Linked DNA regions of Homo sapiens: region 1 is linked to region 2. Evidence: chromatin loops called from intact Hi-C (ENCODE). Cell type or tissue: B cell. All regions are shown on one strand. Links, peaks and the distances in the headings refer to the core of each region. The heading gives the core; the rest is flanking DNA. Region 1 overlaps GNB5 (G protein subunit beta 5). Region 2 holds the start of ARPP19 (cAMP regulated phosphoprotein 19).

Region 1 (6,486 bases), core at 1,204-3,703, 390 kb before region 2:
CGGGAGGCCAAGGTGGGTGTATCACCTGAGGTCAGGAGTTCGAAACCAGCCTGGCCAACATGATGAAACCCTCTCTCTACTAAAAATACAAAAATTAGTCGGGCGTGGTGGTACGTGCCTGTAACCTCAGCTACTCAGGAGGCTGAGGCACGAGAATCGCTTGAACCCTGGAATCAGAGGTTGCAGTGAGCCGAGATCGTGCCACTGCACTCCAGCCTGGGCAACAGAGCAAGACTCAAAAAAAACAAAAACAAAAACAAAAACAAAACAAAAAAAGGTAAGATAGTGTGGGTGAAGACTTTAGCAGACTTCTCCGTACATAGCAGATGCTTATTCACTGCTAGTTCTCTTTTCCGTTCCCATCCGTATAATAATAGGTTTACTTGTCGCTGTTCCTTAGTATTTAGATATTTAGCATAGTACTTGCATATGGTAGGTGCTCAGTTAATGCTAGTTTATTAAATGGATGTATAAAAAATATATAAAATATATAAATCTGTATAAACTATGTTAAAAATATAAACATATAACAAACATGTTTATAAATGAATAAATATATAAATACAATTATTAAGTATAAGATAAGAATATATAAAAGCAAAAATATTACACCTGTTTGAGAGTTTGTAAAGCAAAAGGTTAAGAGCACAGGCTCTATCTAGATCTGACTGCCTGGGGGCAAATCCTGGCTCTGCTCTGTGGCCTGAGGGATTTACTTGTGGTGCCTCAGGCTCCTCATCTGTGAATGGGGGACAACACCTCCTTCAGACTCTGTATGGCATTCGGAGAGAGCAGTGCGTGGCACACAGTATGCATCTGTTATTATTACTGAGGCTGCCTGATACGCTTGAGCAGTTCACATGAGGTAATTTAAATGAGACACTGGGTCATGGGGGATTCTTCTCACAAGGGCCATCTCAGGGGGCCCAGGCAAGGCAGCCTCATCTCATCACCTCCTTAGGCTGGCTCTGTTTGGACCGTTGCAGGATGTGTGTGTGGTTCAAGGTCCTCCTGGCTGTGAAGACCTGAGGCACGTGGTACTTCTCACTGGTGTGTGCCCTCTTCTGGGGGTTCTTTGTGTAAAATAAACCTCGAACAGCCTCCAACCTGGAGAGTCAACTATCTAGAGATGAGGCCATCAGACTTTTAATGGTTAGGCAGTTTTCCAAGTACTTTCTTGTATTTTGGTGTTAACTCCCACTGAGGAAGCTGGATATCAGAAAAGTTGAGGTCAGCTACATTCCACAGTGGTTGAGATAAAGGGTCACTCCTATTCACAAAAAGGGCCCAATGGGGACTGTGTCTACATAATCCCAAACAGTTGGATGAAAGGCCAGCTGTCAGTCACTGGATGTCTCTTCAGCTGAATGATGCTGTCTGAATATTTGGGAACCCCCAAGTAGAGAGTAGAGATTGTATTAAAGTAATTGTGGTTTTTGCCATTGCTTTCAATTGAAAGCAATGAGAATTGTTATGAGAATTAAGTAAGATTGTGTGGGCCGGGCGCAGTGGTTCACACCTGTAATCCCAACACTTTGGGAGGCCAAGGTGAGTGTATCACCTGAGGTCAGGAGTTCAAAACCAGCCTGGCCAACATGGTGAAACCCTCTCTCTACTAAAAATACAAAAATTAGCCAGGCATAGTGGTTTGTGCCTGTAACCTCAGCTACTCAGGAGGCTGAGGCACGAGAATCACTTGAACCCTGGAGTCAGAGGTTGCAGTGAGCCGAGATCGTGCCACTGCTTCAATTGAAAGCAATGGCAAAAACCGCAATTACTTTTGCCCCAACCTAATAGTAGCGCTAGCTGGCAACTATTCCCTAGAAAAGTATCTCCAGGCATGGCCCCTGTGCTAGGGAGAACCTGTGTGCCACAGAGGACTCAAAATCTGGGATTCTTGGGCTTATTCCACCTGCAGAGGAAGTTGTTTAAAAAGCAGAAGAGTTAGATTAATAAATAATGGGGGGGGGGTAAGGCCCCCAGAAAGCAGGTTTATTTTTAAGAACTAAATGTCCTCAGTTCTACAATTTGCAGGGCCAAGTTAGAACGTAGACTGTAGAAATATACTACAGGTAGAAGCCCACTACACCTAGGCTGAAGACATATCCAAATTGCTATGCTGTATCAAAGCCTTTTTATGCCACCCTGGGCTGTTTACTTGCTATTTGCTTTAAGGGAATAATTTTTAATGTAATCATGGTCAGGGGTTACAGTGGAATCAGGAGGATAAAAAGTGCCTTTTCTTTTTCAGTTAGATAAAATGTAAAAGTCATCTTTCCTCTCTTTGGTTGTATTATGGATTTTGTTGTTGTTTTTTTAAATGTGTGGGGATTTCCTACTGGGCTTTTCAGGAGGAGTGCTTTACCACTTTTCACCAAGTGGGGGCTCTGCTCAGCTGCACTATTGAGCGCAGCTTTGCAAATTCTCAGAGATAGGACTAATTCTTAGGGCTTCAGTGATGCTGTGGGCATTTTTGCTGCAAGATCTGAAGCCTGTGCACAGCCACCTCTGGTGAGGACTTGATTTTGTGTACTTTGAAAAATTCCAGGATTTGTATTCCATTCCTAGTCTTTGTTGAAGGCTTAGGCCCAAGGAGTACTTCTGAGCTGAATTTTGCTCACTACTGAGGCCCTGTGAGATTCCATCTTCATTAGAGCTGGACCTACACACCACTGGGACCGGTCCTTGGAAAGATGCTCCTAGACTGTTTATTTGCCAGCTTCTCTTTTAGCTTGATTGCCTGCCAAGCAGACTTGTAGAAGTCAGAAGAAAAAAGTATTAGCCCTAAGAAATAATAGAAGCTAAAACATTCATTGAGTACTTTCCTTGCTGGGTACTATTTAAAATAAGTTATCAAATGAAATCATTTGATCATCATAAAACTCTTATGATGTAGGTGCTATTAGCATTCCTATTTGCAGATGGGAAAAACAGGCTTCAGGAGAGAGGTGAGAACCTCCTTGCACACCAATAACTAGGAACATCAATAGGATTTGGACCCAGGCAGTCAGACACCAGAGTCCACACCCTGAACCTCTGTACTATACTGCCTCACCAAGCCCAGGCATACTGAAAAGTGTGTGTTATATAAGCTGATTCTATGGCATCTCATCTGTCACAGGACCCTCGCTTGACTGTTTTAAGACAGATAACTGAATTTTTTTTAAGTGGCACTTACAATTTCTGCACATGTTGAACAGTAGCTGAGTTGTTGAGACTTCTTGAAAACTGGTCTCAGAGCTCGTTGTTTGAAACATTTGTCACATGAGCCAAATACATTAACGAGAAAGGTCTGATCACACATCTTTTACCCAAGATAAAGCTGAAAAAAAGTGAAAAGAAGGGAGGGGGTGTGAGAAAAGCCAATGGTTTTAACTTTCTAAAATCTCTTCTTGCTTGTACCGTGGTAGCTATTCAGACGTCTACATGTGGGATAGAGTATATGCAGTTAATTTATAACCTTTCAACTATTACAACATGCTGGGTCAATACAACTCATTTAATCAGTGAGAAAGCATCAGACAATAGGTTTTCTGAACTTAACACGTTTAACCAGTTTTTTGGCAGCTGGCAGACCTGCGTCAGGCAGGATTGATCCTTGCAGCACAATATCAATTCTGTGGGGTTTCACAATGGAAAACGTTTTTGTAATGGATGCTATAACTTAAAACTTTTAAAAACATTCCTCCCCTCAGGGTGAACTTTTAAAGATAAGGGTCAGCAAATGATGGAGCCTGACCCCAACCAAAGCCAGGGGCCTGAGTAAGTGTGGTGTGGGTTCCGTGCAAGGCAAGCACTCACTTATTAAACATTTGACAGCCAAAGACCCAGGGTCCCTGCCTGTTCACAAGGAAGTCAACAGACAGGCCCAGGCCGCTGCAGGGAGGCAGCACAAGCATCTAGTGGTTACAGGGACAGGCTCTGGCTGCCTGGTCCCGGCCCACCACTGAGGCTAGTTAGCTGACCTCTCTGAAGCTTGGTTTTGCTAATCTGTCAAGTGGAGATCTTAAAATCTACCCTTCTGGGGTTGTCAAGAGAATGATAAGAGTCAGTGCGTAAAGCACTTAGCTCAAGGTCGGTAATACAGGGAGTGTGCCAGCGAGGTCATGCTGCCCTGAGTGGCAGCAATAGCGGGAACAGTGGCTGCCTTGGGAAGGAGGGACATGGGTAGGGGCAGGGTGAGGCTGGGGATGCCAAAGAAAGCATAAGAGGAGCCTATGGCAACGGTTCAGACAAGACGCGAGGAAGTCATGGACTAAAGGTGAGAAAGTAACTTTTATCTGAGGAATGCAAGCCCTTTTAAATTATCAGGCCCAGAGAATCATGAAAATGAGACAGCAATAACGTTCTAGTCCCCACTTTGAGCTGTGTATTCATCTTTTTATTATTATTATTATTATTATTATTATTATTATTATTATTATTTGGGACAGTATCTCTCTGTCTCCCAGGCTGGAGTGCAGTGGCACAATCTTGGCTCACTGCAACCTCGTTCTCCTGGGTTTAAGCGATTTTCCTGCCTCAGCCTCCCAAGTAGTTGGGATTACAGGCATAAGACACCATGCCAGGCTAATTTTTGTATTTTTAGTAGAGGCAGGGTTTCACCATGTTGGCCAGGCTGGTCTCAAACTCCTGACCTCAAGTTATCCACCCACCTCGGCCTCCCGAAGTGCTGGGATTACAGACATGAGCCACCACACCTGGCCTCATCTCTTGAAACTGCTTGCCATTGGCACAAGTAGCTAAAAAATAACCTAATAATGCCACACTGGACACTATAACCCACACCCTGTAGTGTAACAATGTATAACCAGTCGCTAATCAATGTTATTTCTGTAAACTAATGAGAATTCCTAACAACTTTGTATCAGCCCACTCCCGGTCCCTCTTTTTTGCCTTTTTAAAAAAACTGCTTGTAACAAAGGCCAAACAGAGATAATGTCCAAGGTTACTTGGGTCTGGGCCTTCCAGGAATCTGTCCTCACTTTGGCTCAAGTAAACTCCTTAAGTCTTGGTTTGTGCTACAGCCTCTTCCTTTTAGGCCCACAAAGCAATGTAGTGGGATGGACTTGGACCATGCTTAGGAAAGAGAGAAGGAGCTGGATTTGGCATGTGGAGTTGAGGAGAGGGAGATGTGGGTGCTGTGGCCTAGATTTCTTTGGGAGACCGAGGGGTTATGTTGCCATTGCTGGAGATGAGGACAAAGCGGTTAAGGGGGAAGGGAGCAGCCAGTGTGGCCCTGTCAATTTGGTAGGTGTTCTAGAGTGAGCCCCGTCAAGATTCAAAGAAATGAACCCCTGAACATAAAGATAATTGGGGGCGCTGGTCTGAACATTTCAACAGAGTCAAATCTGAGAGGGATGCATTTATGGGGGAGGTGACAGTTGGGGACATTTCTGATGAGGAACGTCTGCCATGTGGAGCCCACCCTGGGGCTGGAGAGATAATGGGGGCTCATGAGTTGGGCTGAGCTCTTACAGCAAAGGGGCAGTCAGCACAGTTCGAGACCTCTGGGCAACAAAGGTGTACAGGGCATCCCTTAGGGACAACAGCTCGCAAGGAAACCAGCTACCAACTGCCACAGAGTGCCCAGCCCTCGCCTCTCCCTGGGAGGGAGGCAGGACATCTGTGTTACAGCTGAGGAAAAGCAGGGGGATTAAACAAGTTCAAGGTCAGCGGCAGAGCTGAGTCTGTAAGTAGCATGAATACACACTTTGGAACCCTATTTCCAAGCTAGCATGGTCAAGCTGCATGGTTTTGTCACAAAAGGTGAGTTAACAAAAAAGGGCCTGCCCTCCAGAGCCTGGCCCATGGTGGGGCTTGGTAACTGTTGCATCCCACTCCCCAGCCCTGTAAAGGCAGCCAGTAACAAGGTTGGGCTGAACACTCCCAGTAATAGCATTAGGACGGTGAGCCACAGGCTGTTAAGCAAGGGAGCAGTGTCATCCACGTGGATTATTCCAGCATTTGTGCTTCCAGAAGTAGGTCAGAGAGAGAGAGAGAAGGGACGGCAGGAAAACAAACTAGGTTAAGAGATTGCTATGTTCTGGAGAAGAGGAAATGAGCTGCGGACAGAGGAGCAGCTATGGGAATGGAAGGCGAGAGGAACCTATGGCACCAAGTGGAGGAGGAATAGAAGGATGGCTGGGAGGCACGGGAGAGAAAGACAAGTTGAAAAGATAGCCGATATTCCATATCTAGATAGAGGCAATGTTTTTCTTCTCAAACTAAATTTTGAATTTTTTCAAATTATAAAAGATGCTGATAATGTTCATTATAAATAACTGGAAACAGGGCCAGGTGTGGTGGCTCATGCCTGTAATCCCAGCACTTTGGGAGGCCAAGGCGGGTGGATCACTTGAGGCCAGGAATTTGAGACCAGCCTGGCCAACATAAGGAAACCTCATCTCTACTAAAAATACAAAAATTAGCCTGGCGTTGTGGTGCGCACCTGTAATCCCAGCTACTCGGGAGGCTGAGGCAGGA
Region 2 (16,516 bases), core at 5,930-8,429:
TACTATGGAATTCAACACAGCTTCCTCAATTATTGATAGCTATAAAAGATAAAGTAGTTAAGATACTTGATTTTAATTTTACATCTAACAATTAGGGAATGCATAGTCTTCCACAGCACAAATGGAAAAACTGACTAATACTAGGCCATAAAGCAAATCTTAACTATTTTCTTCCAGACCACCATCTATGACTGCAATTCATTAAAGTCAGTAACAACAAAAAAATTATAAATCTCTAATATTTAGAAATTAAAAACATACTTCTAAATAATTCCTGGTTAAAAAAGAAAGCACGAGTATTTAAAAAAAATAGGAGTTCTAGACCTACCCGGGCAACACAGTAAGACCTTGGCCTTTACAAAAAAAATTTAAAAATTAGATAGGTGTCGTGGTAGATGCTTATATGCCTATAGTCCTGGCTGCTTGGGAGGCTGAGGTGGGAGGGTCACTTAAGCCTACCCTGGGAGACAGAGTGAGACCCTGTTTCTTTAAAAACAAACAAACAAAACCCTACACATACCAAAACTTGTCAGGTATAGCAAGTATCTCTCAAGGGCTTATATCAGAGAAGAAAGCTAAATCTCAATGAGCGATGCATCCAATTTAAGAAGTTAGACAAAGAAAGGAGCCCAAAGAAAATGGAGAAATAAAAAGCAGAAATTAATGAAAAAGATACAATAGAAAGGGCCAACAAAGGGGGTGGATATGGCAAGCTTAAGAAGTTTTTTTTTTTTTTTTTTTTGAGACAGAGTCTCACTCTGTCGCCCAGGCTGGAGTGTGGTGGCACGATCTCGGCTCACTGCAACCTCCACCCCTCCCCACGCTGGGTTCAAGTGATTCTCCTGCCTCAGCCTCCCGAGTAGCTGGGATTACAGGTGCCCATCACCGCACCTGGCTGATTTTTGTATTTTTAGTACAGACAGGGTTTCACCATCTTGCCCACGCTGGTCTTGAACTCCTGACCTCGTGATCCATCTGCCTCTGCCTCCCAAAGTGCTGGGATTACAGGTGTGAGCCACCGTGAAGAAGTATTTTTTATGATTCAAATCTGGTTTTGAAGTTTCATTCTCCAAGAAGCCTTTGTGTTACACAGCAATTTTACTACATTTTAAAAATAGATGCTGTAATGTAAATGGATTTACTTAGGTAAGTAGCTTCTAAATTGATAATAGGGTCCGCAGAAGGCAGAATTCTGAACTTTTGGCTATTGGCTACAAGCTGGGAAAGGAACCCCAGGATATGGTAACACAGATACATGTTTACACACAGATACATGTATACGATGTATGTATCCAAAAAACAAAAACAAAAATCTTAAGAACAGTATTTTTAATAATAGTTATTGTCTCGGCATGTGCATTTTTGTGAATTGTACCACTGAAATACATCAGAAATCCTTTCTGTGAATAGGTGGGGTATAAGTTATAAATATATACACGTAAAAAGGACACTCAAATAACTAAGGATTATTTTGTAGTCTATTATACACTGAGCAGAATTATGTCTCAATGACTGATACCACTTTTCAGCCTTCGGCAGAGGAGGGTTATACAGCAACGTCAGCAATAAAAATCTGACCACTCTAAGCAAATTCTCCTCTATCTGCTCAGCAACATGTTGACTGATGCACTGATTGACGAATAACTAGAAAGGATTAATGAAAGCCAACAAATCCTTTGGGATACTGCCAGGAAGGTACCAATACTGTATCAAGCTCTATGGAAAATTACTGTTGTCATTCTATTAAGTCTTTGTTTGCCTAGTGCCTAGCATTTAATGAATGTTCAATAAAAGTTCATTCATCTGAATGAAAAAATACAATGTACTTGTTTCCATAAAGCTATAAAGCTAAGAAACTTTCTTCACACTTGAGGATTTCACCATCAGCTCATCTTTAATATTTTATGTTATAGTAAACACAGCTTCTGGATTAGAAGTTAAGTATTCAAGTCTTGCACAAACAAAAGAAGCAACCCTAACAAACTGTTGTATCGCAAACTGCTAAGACGGCTAAGAGAAACATTTAAAAACTTTTCTGAGGTTTACCTCTAGGCTGTTAGGAATCGATGGTTGCAGAGACCAAGGGAGCATGTTGTGTTCACTCTGAATAGAAATAGAAAACATGGATGAGGCGGTTGCTCACACCTGCAGTCCCAGCTACTTGGAGGCTGAGGTGGGAGGCTAGGTGAACCCAGGAGTTCAAGGCGGCAATATGCTATCATTGTGCCATTGCACCCCAGCCTGGGCGACAGAGTAAGACCCTGTCTCAAACATAACAAAAACATTCTTCAGCCTTTAGGTAACCAAAAGTAGTTGTCAAAAGAGCTCCTGAAAATACCAATATGAACTCCTATTTTTAAAATACTGGAAGCATGGGAAAACAATTTATATCTCTTTATGGTTGATATATTAAAATAATGCAGATAAAGGTTCTTTTCCTCTTCTACCACTCATAAAGGCACCAACCTGTATCTCTTACCTGACAAATAATTTCATTGACAGCTTTCCTGTGGGTATCCTTTCCAAGACATATTAGTTTGGTGAGTCTTATAACCTCTAGAAAACTTGCTATTGAGATCTTAAAAAAAAAATTAAGGCCACAACACAAACGAAAAAATATATACACACATCACTGTAGTTTCGTTCAAGAGTTCTTAAGTGGGTCTAAGCTAAGGTTTTCATCTTACCATGGTCTATTCTTCTCTGTGGTACTAGCATTGTCATTTGTTTTGAAATAGTACTTTGGCAAAGGTTTTAACAGAAAAGTTCTGAGGAAAATCCATTCAACCATTTTGTAAATAATGTCAAGCACAATGTTGAGTGCTGTGAGAGAACAGATATATAAACCAGGGTCCCTGAGCATAAGCTGCTCACAGTGCAATTAAAATTACCATCTTTTTTTTTTTTTTTTTTGAGACAGGGTCTCCCTCAGTCACCCAGTGGCGCCATCAAAGCTCACTGTGGTGCCATCAAAGGTCCCTGTGGTTTTGACCTCCTGGAGGTCAAGTGATCCTCCCCTCAGCCTCTGGAGTAGGTGGGACTACAGGTGTAGATTTATTATTTTAGAGACGGGGTTTTGCTATGTTGCCCAGGCCGGTCTCAAACTCCTGGCCTCAAGCGATCTTCCCACCTTGGCTTCCCAAAGTGCTGGGATTACAGGCAAGAGCCACCCTGTAGGGCCAGAATTATCTGTTTTAAGTTTCCACTTGCCTCTTCTCCCCTCCAGGACTAGTACACATGCCTTAGCTTACTGCTGATAGATTCATGAGATCTGTACTCAAAACTTTTAAATGTTTTGTTTTCACTTCAGTGGTTATCTCAAAGGCAAATATAAGCATATTCTGGGGAATCTGAATCACCACGTTGCATCTAAGTAGTGCTATGTGGGTTCTGCATCTGAGCTTTCTTTGACAAAGACTCAGCAGGTTACTCCAACTGTCCAAGAAAATGAGAAAAGAATGGAGCTGAACTTAAAATGTGATTGTATCTATGACTCTGGAAACTTAGTGACCTCATAGTTTACTCTTAAAAGGGGAACTGAGCCACCACATGGCCTAGGGGAGTGTTTACTTGACAAACTCAAAAACTCCCTCAACTTTTAACAATTGCTGCCATATTCCAAATACATTGGAAATTTAGTTTCAGCAAAATACCAAGCACACAATCAAAAATTTAGACTGGCTTTGTTGTATTTAATCTGTTTTAGTTTAAATTTTATTTTATTTTTTTGAGATGCAGTCTCACTCTGTTGCCCAGGCTAGAGTGCAGTGGCACGATCTCGGCTAACTGCACCCTCCGCCTCCCAGGTTCAAGCAATTCTCCTGCCTCAGCCTCCTGAGTAGCTGGAACTACAGGTGCGTGCCACCACACCCGGATAATTTTTGTATTTTTTAGTAGAGAGGGGGTTTCCCCATATTGGCCAGGCTGGTATCGAACTCCTGACCTCATGATCCGCCAGCCTCGGCCTCCCAAAGCGCTGGGATTACAGGTGTGAGCCACCGTGCCCGGCCAAATTTTATTTTATTTATTTTCTGACACAGAATCTTGTTCTGTTGCCCAGGCAGGAGTACAGTGGTATGATCTCAGCTCACTGCAACCTCTGCCTCCTGGGTTCAAGCAATTCTTATGCCTCAGTCTCCCGAGTAGCTGGGATTATAGGTGTGGGCCACCATGCCTGGCTAGTTTTTGTACTTTTAGTAAAGACAGGGTTTCACCGTGTTGGCCAGGCTGGTCTTCAACTCCTGGCTTCAAGTGATCCACTCGCCATGACCTCCCAAAGTGCTGGGATTACAGCTGTGAGCCACAGCACAGGCCTTTTAAATTTTTAAAAAATATTTTAAAAGTAGCTCACTGTAGCCTCGAACTCCTGGTCTCAAGTGATCCTCCCACCTCAGCCTCCCAAGTAGCTGGGACTACAGGCCTACAGACATGCCACCACACCTGGCTAATTTTTATTTTATTTTATTTTATTTTGTAGAGACAGAATCTTACTATGTTGACCAGGCTGGTCTCAAACTCCTGGCCTCAAGCAATCCTCCTGCCTCAGCCTCCCAAAGTGCCAGAATTATAGGCAAGAGCCACCACGCCTGGCTGTTTTAGTCTTAGAGTGGTATACAAGTTAAGAGATAAGAGTTTATACTTATTTTTTATGTTTGTACATATTGTTTCCTAATACAAGACAGGAATCTATCTGGTTTTCTTCTCTTACCAAGGGTGCACACACCACTCAAGATAGAGAAAGTGACTTAGCTTTTACTCCATGCAAGGCCCAGCTATCTACCTTAATTCTTTAGCGGCAACAGGCAACCTACCAGTAAACTATAAAGGTATTTTTAGCTGAATACTTTGGCTTTAAGTGGAAGGTCAATTGGGTACACAGACAATAACTTAATTTTTTAGGTCATCGAACTGATCTTCCAAATAGAAGAAACAGGTGATTTGGCCCACAGGAACACAGAAGTGACTGTGCACATTTTCTTCATGGTTAGGGACACCATCCACGCCACAGGCACTTAGCATTTACAGCCAATCCTCAATTTAAGAAGGAACATTATATTCCTAACACACTTTGGTTGATTTTAATGACAGCAGCTAAAACCAAAGCACCTTAAATGTTTAATGTAGACAATCAATAAGAGAAAACGTTCAAGCTATCCTTAATATTGTTAAAAGATACATTAGGCTTTTCCAAGTAAAAGTATTTACACTCTAGAAGTCAATACTGCATACTTTGGCAACATACTAACAGAACTTATCAAAGAAAATTACATAGCACACTACTGTGCACCAGAAGTTAATGCTAAGTTTGATGTAAGTGTTTAAGGCAAACCACCACAGACAGGGACTTGTTATTTTTGGGGGCTCCTAAATTTCAAGCAATAATGAACACAATACGCATTTTACAATAAGCAGGTGATACTTAATAATACTGTTAAGATTGCAAACTTTAATATTTGTATTTTTGCCCCCAAAATCCATTTTTTTGGTAATGCGTAAATATATCTATTTTCACGGGATATTCTCAAATAATGTGGTAACTTGGACTTTTACCTATGCTATATGTTTTCTTGTTTTTCAATTACTTTAACATCCTAACAGAAGCACCCAACTTAAGAAAAGTTAACACGGTTTTAAGAACATATGGAATGGGCTTAGAACACTAATCCAATTCCCAACTTAATTAGGACATAAGTGCAACATTAAGCAGAAACCCGCACGAAGGTCAAGCAGTAGACCAAAATCGTATTTAACGGCAACACAACCTGATTTGTAAGAAAAATTGTTGATAAACAATTTAGGAGACAAGATACCTCGGCCCTTTCTCACTTCTCGGCCAGTCACACCTGCCTAGGAGGGCAGGGCGGTGGAAATAATTACAGTGGGAGAGACAAACACCAGCCTAGATAAATACAAAGGCTTGATATTCATAATTTGAACCACAGTGACACTCCCGGCCTATTCCCCTACATCAGGAAGACACAAGGGCGTTTACAAAATATTCCTGTTTCCAATAAAACCCTGATTAATTTCGTGAGTAAAATTTTAAAATTCCACCCTTTCGATTTTTAGTCAAGTACCATATTTGAGTCCCATCGACTGAAACCTTTTTGAGCACAGACTGCGCTGCACACTACACCTGACTCACCTCCTCTAGGCCTCACCCCGCCGTGGGAGGCAAGCACCAGTATTCGGCCTTTACAGGTGAAGACACTGAAGGCCGGACTTTACTCACTGACCATGGTTACAAGGGTTGGCCCTGAAATGCCAATCCTGGCCCACATCGCGGCCCGCACACGAGGCACTGCTTTTGGAGTGAACCGCACGCTCACAATACAAGTAGTTGGAGAGTTCTTCAAAGGAAAAAATAAAACTTCCTAACCAAATTGAGGCTTACAGAAAAACTTAGGCTCTACGCCCAAAGCCTGCGTCCTGGGCTCTCGCGTAAATATAAGTGACTGAGGAACACCGCGACCCACGGAGGTGTTACAAAAGGCACGATTCGGAGTAAACGCGGGGCACGTTGGAACTCCCAATTCGTCGGCGCACCAGCCAGCGACGGCGGGAAGCCAAAGGTGGGGCGCAGGAGCCTCGGCCTCATGCGCCTCGGCCCCGCATCTCGGGCGCGGCCCTCCGCCTGGCGGGAGCAGGCCGCCCGCCAGACCCGGCCTTGGGCAGGGCCCAGGGCTCACGCCCCGCGCGCTCACCTTCTGCTCCTCCGCGGAGGCTGCCTCGGGGACTTCCGCAGACATAGTGCTCCCTCTGCAGACGAGACGCCGGGAAAAGATGCAATTAGCGGGTGGCCGAGGCCACCCGGCCGCCGCCCGTCCCAGCTCTCCCAGGGCCCGCCGGGCCGCCTCCGCCCGCGAAAATGGCCGCCGCCTTATGACGACACGGAGCCGCGAAACGCTCCGCTGGCCAAGGCCCTCGCACGCCGGAGCCCGCCTGCCCCTCCCGCACCGCACCCCTACCTACTTGACCCCGCTTCTCCCGCTCGCTGTCGTCCAAACACTTCCTTTTTTCCTTCAAAGGTCGCCGCTCCTGCCTCACCTCACATCCGTTTGTGGCTGCCGAGTGCTTCCTGGGAATTGTAGTTTCTAAGTGGAACCGCCCCTCCCCGCCCTTTCCTGTCCACTCTGGTCCCCTCGTTCTAGGAGCTTTATTTTACTCTTTCCACTTACCCATCCTCGCCTAGTTCTGTTCTCCTCGCTCTCCGCTCTGTAGCCACACAGGCTGTCTTTTGGGCACGCCAAAAGTCTTGCTCCACTCTGCCACGCCTTCACATCTCCAGTCCTACGTCTCTGCCTCAGAACCTTTCCTTCCTAAACCTCTACACTAGGCCAGAGCCACCTCTTAAAGGCTGTCACAGCCCTGTACAGTTCCTCAACAACATGAACTGTATCATTACACAATTGTCGTGACTTTAGGTCACCTTTCCTTCTCAGATAAGCCGCACCAGGGCAGGGATCTCGTCTGTAATTACTTATATTTTACTCTGAGGGTCCAGCACTTCCTAGATATCTAACGAAGGAATTCAGATTCATTTGTCCACTCCCAGGGGGTCCACTCCCACAAGCTTACCGAAACTGCTAGCATTGAGCTCCCCCAATGACCTTTTTATTTGCCAAGTCCTGCGGCTTCTTACTGAATCCTCATTCTACTTGATATCTGAATAGTTACTCGCAATGTTTGTTGGTTCCAACAAAGTGTCCCTCAGAAACTTGGAAATAAGATTGCCCTCTAAAAGTTAAACTAGTAAAAAGCCACAGAAAATGAATGCATTTCTGGGGGCAGGGGAACAATTGAAAGACCCTAAATGCCTGGATAAGGAATTTGGAAACCATCGAAACTCAACCAGGATGTAGAATCTCAGACAGGAAGAATTGCACTGGAATTGCAACTAGAAAAACAAAAAGAGTTAATATTGCACTCCTTTTGGAGAAACGAAGGAAGGCATTTGTCAGCCAAGGAAGTATTGAAAATAAAAGGGTTCAACAGGCCAACTGTTTGACAAAGATATCCCTTAAGAATGTCTCACGCTGGGCTAGCTGAGAAACTGTAAGATCCACGACATATTTGTTCTCCTTCTATACTCACAAAGTAACATACTGAAAATTTGCCTTTCCCTTAAGCAGAACTGCAGAGAGAAAGAAGAGTGCAGTAGTTAGGCCACTGAAGCATTTAACAGTTGTATTTTTATTAATAAATTGACTGACGTTCTAGTATATGTCCTATATCAATGTATTTGTGAACTTGAGTTAAAATCTGATAGACATACACTTAATGATGAAACTCAGCCTCAAGAAAATTGGCTGTGGCTGGGCACAGTGGCTCACTCGTAATCCCAGCACTTTGGGAGGCCAAGGCGGGCAAATCGCTCGAGCTCAGGAGTTCAAGACCAGCCTGGCCAACATGGCAAATCTCTGTCTCTACAAAAAGAAAAAAAACTTTTTTTTCTTTTTCTTTTTGAGACAGAGTCTCAACTCTGTCACCCAGGCTGGAGTGCAATGGCACAATCTCGGCTCACTGCAACCTCCACTTCCTGGGTTCAAGCAATTCTCCTGCCTCTGCCTCCCAAGTAGCTGGGATTACAGTTGCCCACCACCACACCCTGATAATTTTTTGTATTTTTAGTAGAGACAGGGTTTTGCCGTGTTGTCCAGGCTGGTCTCGAACTCCCGGCCTCAAGTGATCCACCCGCCTCGGCCTCCCAAAGTGCTGGGATTATAGGAGCGAGCCACCACATCTGGCCTTTTTTTTAAAATTGGCTATGTGACCTTGGATAAAAAGAATCTGTTTCTGATAGTGACACTCGCAGAAGGGGAAGTTTGAATTTCTGGGGGCAGACTTTGGTCAAATGGAGAATTCACCATGGGCAATGCTCCACAATGAGGACCTGTCTGGAAAGCCATTCTTTCCCAACTAACACCACTCTGCATCATTATGAACCTTAATGTGTAAAACTGCACACTGGTCCCCAGCACCCTGTTTGTCAAAACTTCCTTCTCTTGATCTCCAGGATACTATTGTCTCATGGATTTCCTCCTACTTAACCTCCCTGTTGAATCTTAACCTGCCTCTTAATGGGAGGATTCTAACAGTTCTGTCCTTGGATCTCCTTCTCTTCTATGTTTACACAGCCTCCAGGAAATAACTTCCACCTTCATAGTTTTTTTTCTTTTTTGAAACAAAGTGTCACTCTGCCACCCAGGCTGGGGTGCAGTGGCACCATCTCAGCTCACTGCAATCTGCCTTCTAGGTTCAAGTGATTCTCCTGCCTCAGCTTCCCAAGTAGCTGGGACCACAGGCACATGCCACCATGCCCGGCTAATTTTTGTATTTTTAATAATTGTAGGCCTGGCACGGTGGCTCACACCTGTAATCCCAGCACTTTGGGAGGCCGAGGCGGGTGGATCACTTGAGGTCAGGAGTTCGAGACCAGCCTGGCCAACGTGGTAAAACCATCTCTACTAAAAATACAAAAATCAGCTGGGCATGGTGGTGGGCACCTGTAATCCCAGCTACTTGGGAGGCTGAGGCAGGAGAATTGCTCAAACCTAGGAGATGGAGGTTGTAGTGAGCTGAGATCATATCACTGCACTCCAGCCTGGGCAACAAGAGCAAAACTGTTTCAAATAATAATAATAATAATTTGTAAAGACGGGGTGTTGCTATGTTGGCCAGGCTGGTCTCAAACTCCTGGCCTCAAGTGCTCGGCCTGCCTCGGCCTCCCAAAGTGCTAGGATTACAGACTTGAGCCACTGCGCCCGGTGGACATTCATAGTCTAAACTGCCATCTAGGGATACCTTGTTTTTTGGGGCTTCATTTTATTGTACTTCTAGATACTGCATTTTTCACAAATTGAAGGTTTGTGGCAATCCTGCATCCAGCCTCTATAGGCGCCATTTCTCCAACACCATGTGCTTACTTTGTGATCGTGTGTAACATTTGGGTAATTCTTGCAATATTTCAAACGTTTTCATTATTATTATATCTATTATAGTGATCTGTAATCAGTTATCTTTGACATTACTATTGTAATTTTGGGGGAGTACCACAAACCACTCCCACATAAGACAGTGAACTTAACCAATAAATGTGTATGCTCTGACTGCTGTACCAACCAGCATTCCCCTGTCTCTCTCTCCTTGGGCTTCCCTATACCCTGAGACACAACGATATTGAAATTAGGCCAAATTATAACCCTACAATGGCCTCTAAGTGTTCAAGTGAAAGGAAGAGTTGCATATCTCTTCCTTTAAATCAAAAGCTAGAAATGGCCAGGTGCGGTGGCTCATGCCTGTAATCCCAGCATTTTGAGAGGCTGGGGCTGGTGGATTGCTTGAGCCCAGGAGTTTGAAACCAGCCTTGGCAATATGGTAAACTTCGTCTCTACCAAAAATACAAAAATTAGCCAGTCTCATAACCCGGTCTCTAAATAAACAAATAAATAGATTAAACATTTTTAAAAAGCTGGAAATGATTAAGCTTCGTGAGGAAGGCATGTCAAAAGCTGAGACAGCCAAAAACTAGGCCTTTTGTGACGAAGAGTTAGCCAAGTTATGAATGCAAAGGAAAGTTATTGAAGGAAATTAAAAGTGCTACTCCTGTGAACACATGAATGATATGAAAACGAGACAGTCTTATCGCTGATATGGTCCAAGTTTTAGTGATCTGTATAGGAGAGCAAACCAGCCACAACACTCCTTTAAGCCAAAGCCTAATCCAGAACAAGGGCTTAGCTGTCTTCAATTCTGTGAAGTCTCAGAGAGGTGAGGAAGCTAAAGAAGAAAAGTTTGAAGCTAGCAGAGGTGAGTTCATGAAGTTTAAAGAAAGAAGCCATCTTCATAACATAAAAGTATAAGGCAAAGTAGAAAGTGCTGATGGAGAAGCTGCAGCAAGTTATCCAGAAGATCTAGCTAAGCTAATTGACTAAGGGGGCTACAATGAGCAACAGATTTTCAATGTGGACAAAACGACCTTCTGTTGGAAAATGTCATCCAGGAGTTTCATACTAGAGGAAGTCAATGCCCGGCTTCGAAGCTTCAAAAGACAGGCTGACTCTCTTCTTAGGGGCTATTGTGGCTGGTGTCTTTAAGCTGAAGCCAATGCTCATTTACTATTCTGAAAATCCTAGGGTTCTAAATCTGCTCTACCTGTACTCTGCAAATGGAACTACAAAGCCTGGATGACAGCACATCTGTTTACAACATGGTTTAGTTAATATTTTAAGCTCACTATTGAGACCTACTGCTCAGAAAAAAAAAATCCTTTCAAAATATTGTAGCTCATTGACAATGCACTTGGTCTCCTAAGAGCCCTGATGGAGGTGTACAAGGAGATTAATGTTGTTTTCATGCTTTCTAACGCAACATCCATCTTGTAGTCCATAGATCAAGGAATAATTTCAACTTTCAAGTCTTTTTTTTTTTTTGAGTTGGAGTCTTGCTCTGTTGCCCAGGCTAGAGTGCAGTGGGTGCAATCTCAGCTCACTGCAGCCTCTGCCTCTCGGGTTCCAGCGATTCTCCTGCCTCAGCCTGTTGGGTAGCTGGGATTTACAGGCACACACCACCACAGCTGGCTAATTTTTTTATTTTTAGTAGAGATGGGGTTTTGCCATGTTGGCCGGGCTGGTTTCGAACTCCTGACTTCAGGTGATCCGCCTATCTTGACCTCCCAGAGTGCTTCAAGTCTTAATGGGAAATACATTTTGTAAAGCTATAGCTGTCATATACAGTGATTTGTCTTATAGATGTGGGAAAACTAAATTGAAAACCTTCTGGAAAGGATTCACCATTCTAGATGCTATTAAGAACATTTGTGATTCAAGGGAGAAGGTCATTGTATTAACATTAACAGAAGTTTGGAAGAAGTTAATTCCAACCCTCATGGATGACTTTGAGGGATTCAAGACTTCAGTGGAGGAAATAACTGCAGATGTGACAAGAAGAGCAAGAGAACTACAAGTGGAGTCTGACAATGTGACTGAATTACTGCAATATCATGATAAAATTTGAATGGATGAAGAGTTGCTTCTTATGGATGAGCAAAGTAACTGGTTTCTTGAGATGGAATTTACTCCTGATGAAGATGCTGTGAATGTTGTTGAAATGACAACAGAAACTTCATTTGTATTCATTACCAACCTCTCTTCATCCTCCTCTCCCCTCTTCCTTCGCAGCTTCTGGTAATCACCATTCCTCTCTCTATCTCCATGAGATCCACTTTTTTTAGCTCCCATATGAGTGAGAACATGCTACATTTGACTTCCTCTGACTTTTATTTCACTGAACATAATGACCCCAAATTCCATCCAGTTGCTGCAAATGACAGAATTTCATTCTTTTTTATGGCTGAATAATATTCCATTATGTATGTATACTACATTTTCTATACCTATTCATCCATTGATGGACACCTAGGTTGACTCCATATCTTGGCTATTGTGAATAGTGCTTCAGTAAACATGGGAATGCAGATATCTCTTTGACACACTGATTTCCTTTCTTTCTTTTTTTTTGAGAGAGAGTCTCACTCTGCCAACCCAGGCTGGAATGCAGTGGCTCACTGCAACCTCTGCCTCCTGGGTTCAAGCGATTCTCGTGCCTCAGCCTCCCGAGTAGCTGGGATTACAGGATGCATCACCACACCTGGCTAATTTTTAGACAGGGTTTCACCATGTTGGCCAGGCTGGTCTCCAACTCCTGATGACCTCAAGTGATCCATCTACCTTGTCCTCCCAAAGTGCCAAGATTACAGGCATGAGTCACTGCACCTGGCCAAGGATCTGAATTCTTTTCTTTTTTTTAATTAACATTTTTTTTTTGAGACAGAGTCTCACTTGGTTGTCCAGGCTGGAGTGTAGTGGTGTGATCTTGGCTCACTACAACCTCTGCCTCCCAGGTTCAAACAGTCCTCCTCAGCCTCCCAAGTAGCTGGGATTACAAGTGTGTGCCACCACGCATAGATAATTTTTGTAGTTTTTTGTAGAGAGAGTCTCACTGTGGTGTCCAGGCTGGTTTTGAACTCTGAGCTCAAGTGATCTGCCCACCTCGGCCTCCCAAAGTGCTGGGATTACAGGCCTGAGCCACTGTACACAGCCATATGTCTTCTTTTGAGAAATGTCTAGTCAGGTCTTTTGTGCATTTTAAAATTGGATTATTTGGGTTTTTTTTTTTTGCTATTGTTTGGGTTGCTTATATATTCAATCTCTTGTTTGATGGAAGTTTGCAAATGTTCTTTGTAGCTTCTCTTCTCTTCACTTGTTTACTCTGCTATGCAGAAGATTTTTAGCTTGATGTAATCCCACTTGTCTATTTTTGCTTTTGTTGCCTGTGCTTTTTTTTTTTTTTTTTTCTTTTTGAGATGGAGCCTTGCTCTGTCACCCAGGCTGGAGTGCAATGGTGCGATCTCGGCTCACTGCTATCTCCGCCTCCCGAGTTCAAGCAATTCTCCTGCCTCAGCCTCCCGGGTAGCTGGGATTACAGGCAGGCACCACCACACCTGGCTCATTTTTGTGTTTTCAGTAGAGATGGGGTTTCACCATGTTGGTCAGATTGGTCTTGAACCCCTGACCTCAGGTAATCCACCCACCTTGGCCTCCCAAAGTGCTGGGATTATAGGCGTGAACCATCGCGCCCGGCCTGTTGCCTGTGCAACACCTGTTGAGGTGTTACCTAAAAAGTCTTTGCCCGGACCAATGTCCTGGAGCATTTACTCAGTGTATTTTTTTAGTAGTTTCAGGTCTTACATTTAAATCTCTAATCCATTTTGACTTGATTTTTGTATATGGTGAAAGATAAGGATCTAATTTCATTCTTCTGCATATGGATATCATTTTCCCAGAACTGTTTACCAGAGAAACTGTCCTTTCTGCAGTGTATGTTCTGGGCACCTTTGTCAAAAATGGGTTGGCTGTATATTTGTTTCTGGGTTCTTTATTCTGTTCCTTTGGTCTATGTGTCTGTTTTTGTGCCAGTACTATTCTGTTTTGGTTACTATAGTTTTGTAGTACAATTTGTGTAGTATAGAAATTTTAACAATATTAACTGTTCCAATCCATGAGCAAGGGATAGCTTTACATTTTTGTGTGTGTTCTCTTCAATTTCTTTCATCAGTGTTTTATAAATTTCCTCATAGAGGTCTTTCACTTCTTCACTTAAATTTATTCCTAGGTATTTTACTTTTTTTGTAGCTATTGTAAATGTAATTGCTTTCGTTTTCAGATTGATTGCTACAATAAAATATTTTAAAATATTACATAAACTTAGCTCATAAAGCAGTGGAAAGATTTGAGAGGACTGACTCCAGTTTTGAAACCAGTTCTATTGTGGGTATGTAAAATGCTATCAAACAGCATTGCATGCTACAGAGAAATCTTGCGTGAAAGGAAGAGTCAATTGATGAGAAACTTCATTGATGTTTTATTTTAAGAAATTCTCACAGCCACTCCAACCTTCAGCAACCACTATCCTGACCAGTCAGCAGCCATCAACATCCAGGCAAGATCCTCCACCAGCAAAAAGATTATGACTCCTTGAGGGTTCAGATGATTGTTAGTATTTTTTAGCAATAGATTATTAATTTTTTTTTTTTAGAGATAAGGTGTCACATTGTCACTCAGGCTGGAGTTCAGAGGTGCCATCATAGCCCACTGTAACCTTGAACTCCCGGGCTCAAGTGACAATAAACTATTTTTTACTTTTATTTATTTTAGAGACAGGGTCTCACTTGTTACTGAGGCTGGAGTGAGCTTGGCTCACTAACCTTGAAATCTTGGCCTCAAGTAATTTACCTGTCTCAGCTTCCCAAAGTGCTTGGATTACAGGTGTGAATCACCATGCCCAGCCCTATAATCTGTTTTTTATTTAGGGTGTCTACATCTTTTTAGACATAATGCTATTACACACTTCTAAGCTATAATATAGTATAAACGTAACTTTTTAAATTATTATTTTGAGGGGAGTTTCGCTCTTGTTGCCCAGGCTGGAGTGCAATGGCATGATCTCAGCTCACTGCAACCTCCACCTGCTGGGTTCAGTTGATTCTCCTGCCTCAGCCTCCCAAGTACCTGGGATTACAGGCATGTGCCACCATGCCTAATTTTTTGTATTTAGTAGAGACGGGGTTTCACCATGTTAGTCAGGCTGGTCTTGAACCCCTAACCTCAGGTGATCCACCTGCTTCAGCCTCCTAAAATGCTGGGATTACAGGGTGCTCGGCCAAATGTAACTTTTATATGCGCTGGAAATAAAAAAAAATGTGTATGACTTACTTCATTGTTGTGGTCTGGAACCAAACCTGCAACATCTCCAAGGTATGTGTGTATTCTAGATTAGTGCTGTCTTATAGCAACTTGTGTGATGGAACTATTCTATATATGTGCTCTCCAATACAGTAGCCACTAGCTACATATGACTATTGAGCATTTGAAATGTAACTAGGGCAACCAAGGAACGGAATTTTTAATTAATTCTATTAGCCATAGGGAATAGAATCATGGAATGACCCTTTAGACAGAGATTCTCACTAAGTTTGGGGCAAGGTCCAAGAAGTGATGTTTAACCAAAGTTCCCCTGGTGATTCTGATGCATACATGCACAAAATAGTTTTTTGATTTGGAACTTGATAGGTGTATAAAAGCTTTAAAAAGAACAGGGTTCTTTTTGAGGTTTAGTTGGCCTAGTTCAAGAGTTTATAGGAATAAGGAGATGAAGTAGTGTCTCCCTCCATTCAATCCTCAAACAATTGAGAGAGGAAATTCACCTTTATCATCTGAGTGTAGCAAACACCAAGAACAGAATACATTTTGAATGAGAGGAAGAGACTGGAAAATCAACTCAGGGAAAACAAGTGAGATACTGAACACCAAAAATCCTGGGATGAATGGTGATTTCTATGAGCAAAGCCCAGAGATTGTTAACTGAATAAACAGGTCAGATAACTGTAAACAGCAGTTTCAACAACTTGCGTGTTGAAAGTGGAACTTAGAAAGTGGATGATCCCACTTCTCTAGAGACTTAGTGGTTGGAACAGGAAAATTTTGAATAAATTAAAAAGAAAGGGCTGGGTGCGGTGGCTCACGCCTGTAATCCCAGCATTTTGGGAGGCAGAGGTGGGCGGATCACCTGAGGTCAGGAGTTCGAGACCAGCCTGGCCAGCATGGTGAAATCCTGTCTCTACTAAAAATACAAAAATTAGCTGGGCATGGTGGCAGGCACCCAGCTACTCAAGAGGCTGAGGCAGGAGAATCAACTGAACCTGCAAGGCGGAGATTGCAGTGAGCCAAGATCACGCCACTGTACTCCAGCCTGGGTGACAGAGAAAGACTCATCTCAAAAAACAAAAACAAAAGCCAAAACAAAACAAAAAACCAGTGAACAATAGGGTAAAAGGGGACCTGGAAGAGACTTGAAAAACTGAATCTTTACCTCATGCCTCCTGACAGTATATTACGTCGAATAGCTTCTGAGTTGCATTAGGATATTCATTCCCAAAGTTGTAGGTTTTAAAAAAACT

What was found. A loop is a pair of places that touch in the nucleus more often than their neighbours do. Peaks named below come from ENCODE experiments on the same cell type or tissue, not always from the same donor. Only the 100,000 strongest peaks of a DNase experiment are listed, where the experiment ranks them.
Region 1: a loop joins it to region 2, with 2.5 times the contacts of the local background. A loop is called at or near these places in 5 of 110 quality-filtered maps.

What each region holds. Positions count from the first base shown.
Region 1 is chr15:52,181,373-52,187,858 of GRCh38, forward strand. GNB5 (G protein subunit beta 5) reads right to left here. Exons shown (of 13, transcript NM_016194.4): 2 at 3,179-3,322. The coding sequence starts at 3,304. All of the region lies in intron 2 of CERNA1 (competing endogenous lncRNA 1 for miR-4707-5p and miR-4767), which reads left to right. Among named protein-coding and RNA genes, the nearest start is that of CERNA1, 4.6 kb to the left of the region's middle. RefSeq lists an enhancer at 3,033-3,202. In B cell, for the core only: CTCF peaks have their summits at 2,376 and 2,575; a DNase peak (open chromatin) is centred at 2,379; H3K27ac peaks cover 256 bases.
Region 2 is chr15:52,562,144-52,578,659 of GRCh38, forward strand. It overlaps ARPP19 (cAMP regulated phosphoprotein 19), which reads right to left and starts at 6,887. Exons shown (of 3, transcript NM_006628.6): 1 at 6,705-6,887. The coding sequence starts at 6,749. RefSeq lists enhancers at 5,738-6,486, 6,487-7,233, 7,287-7,416 and silencers at 6,587-6,686, 6,757-6,816. In B cell, for the core only: no CTCF peak of the experiment used is centred there; a DNase peak (open chromatin) is centred at 6,948; H3K4me3 peaks cover 1,472 bases; H3K27ac peaks cover 2,355 bases.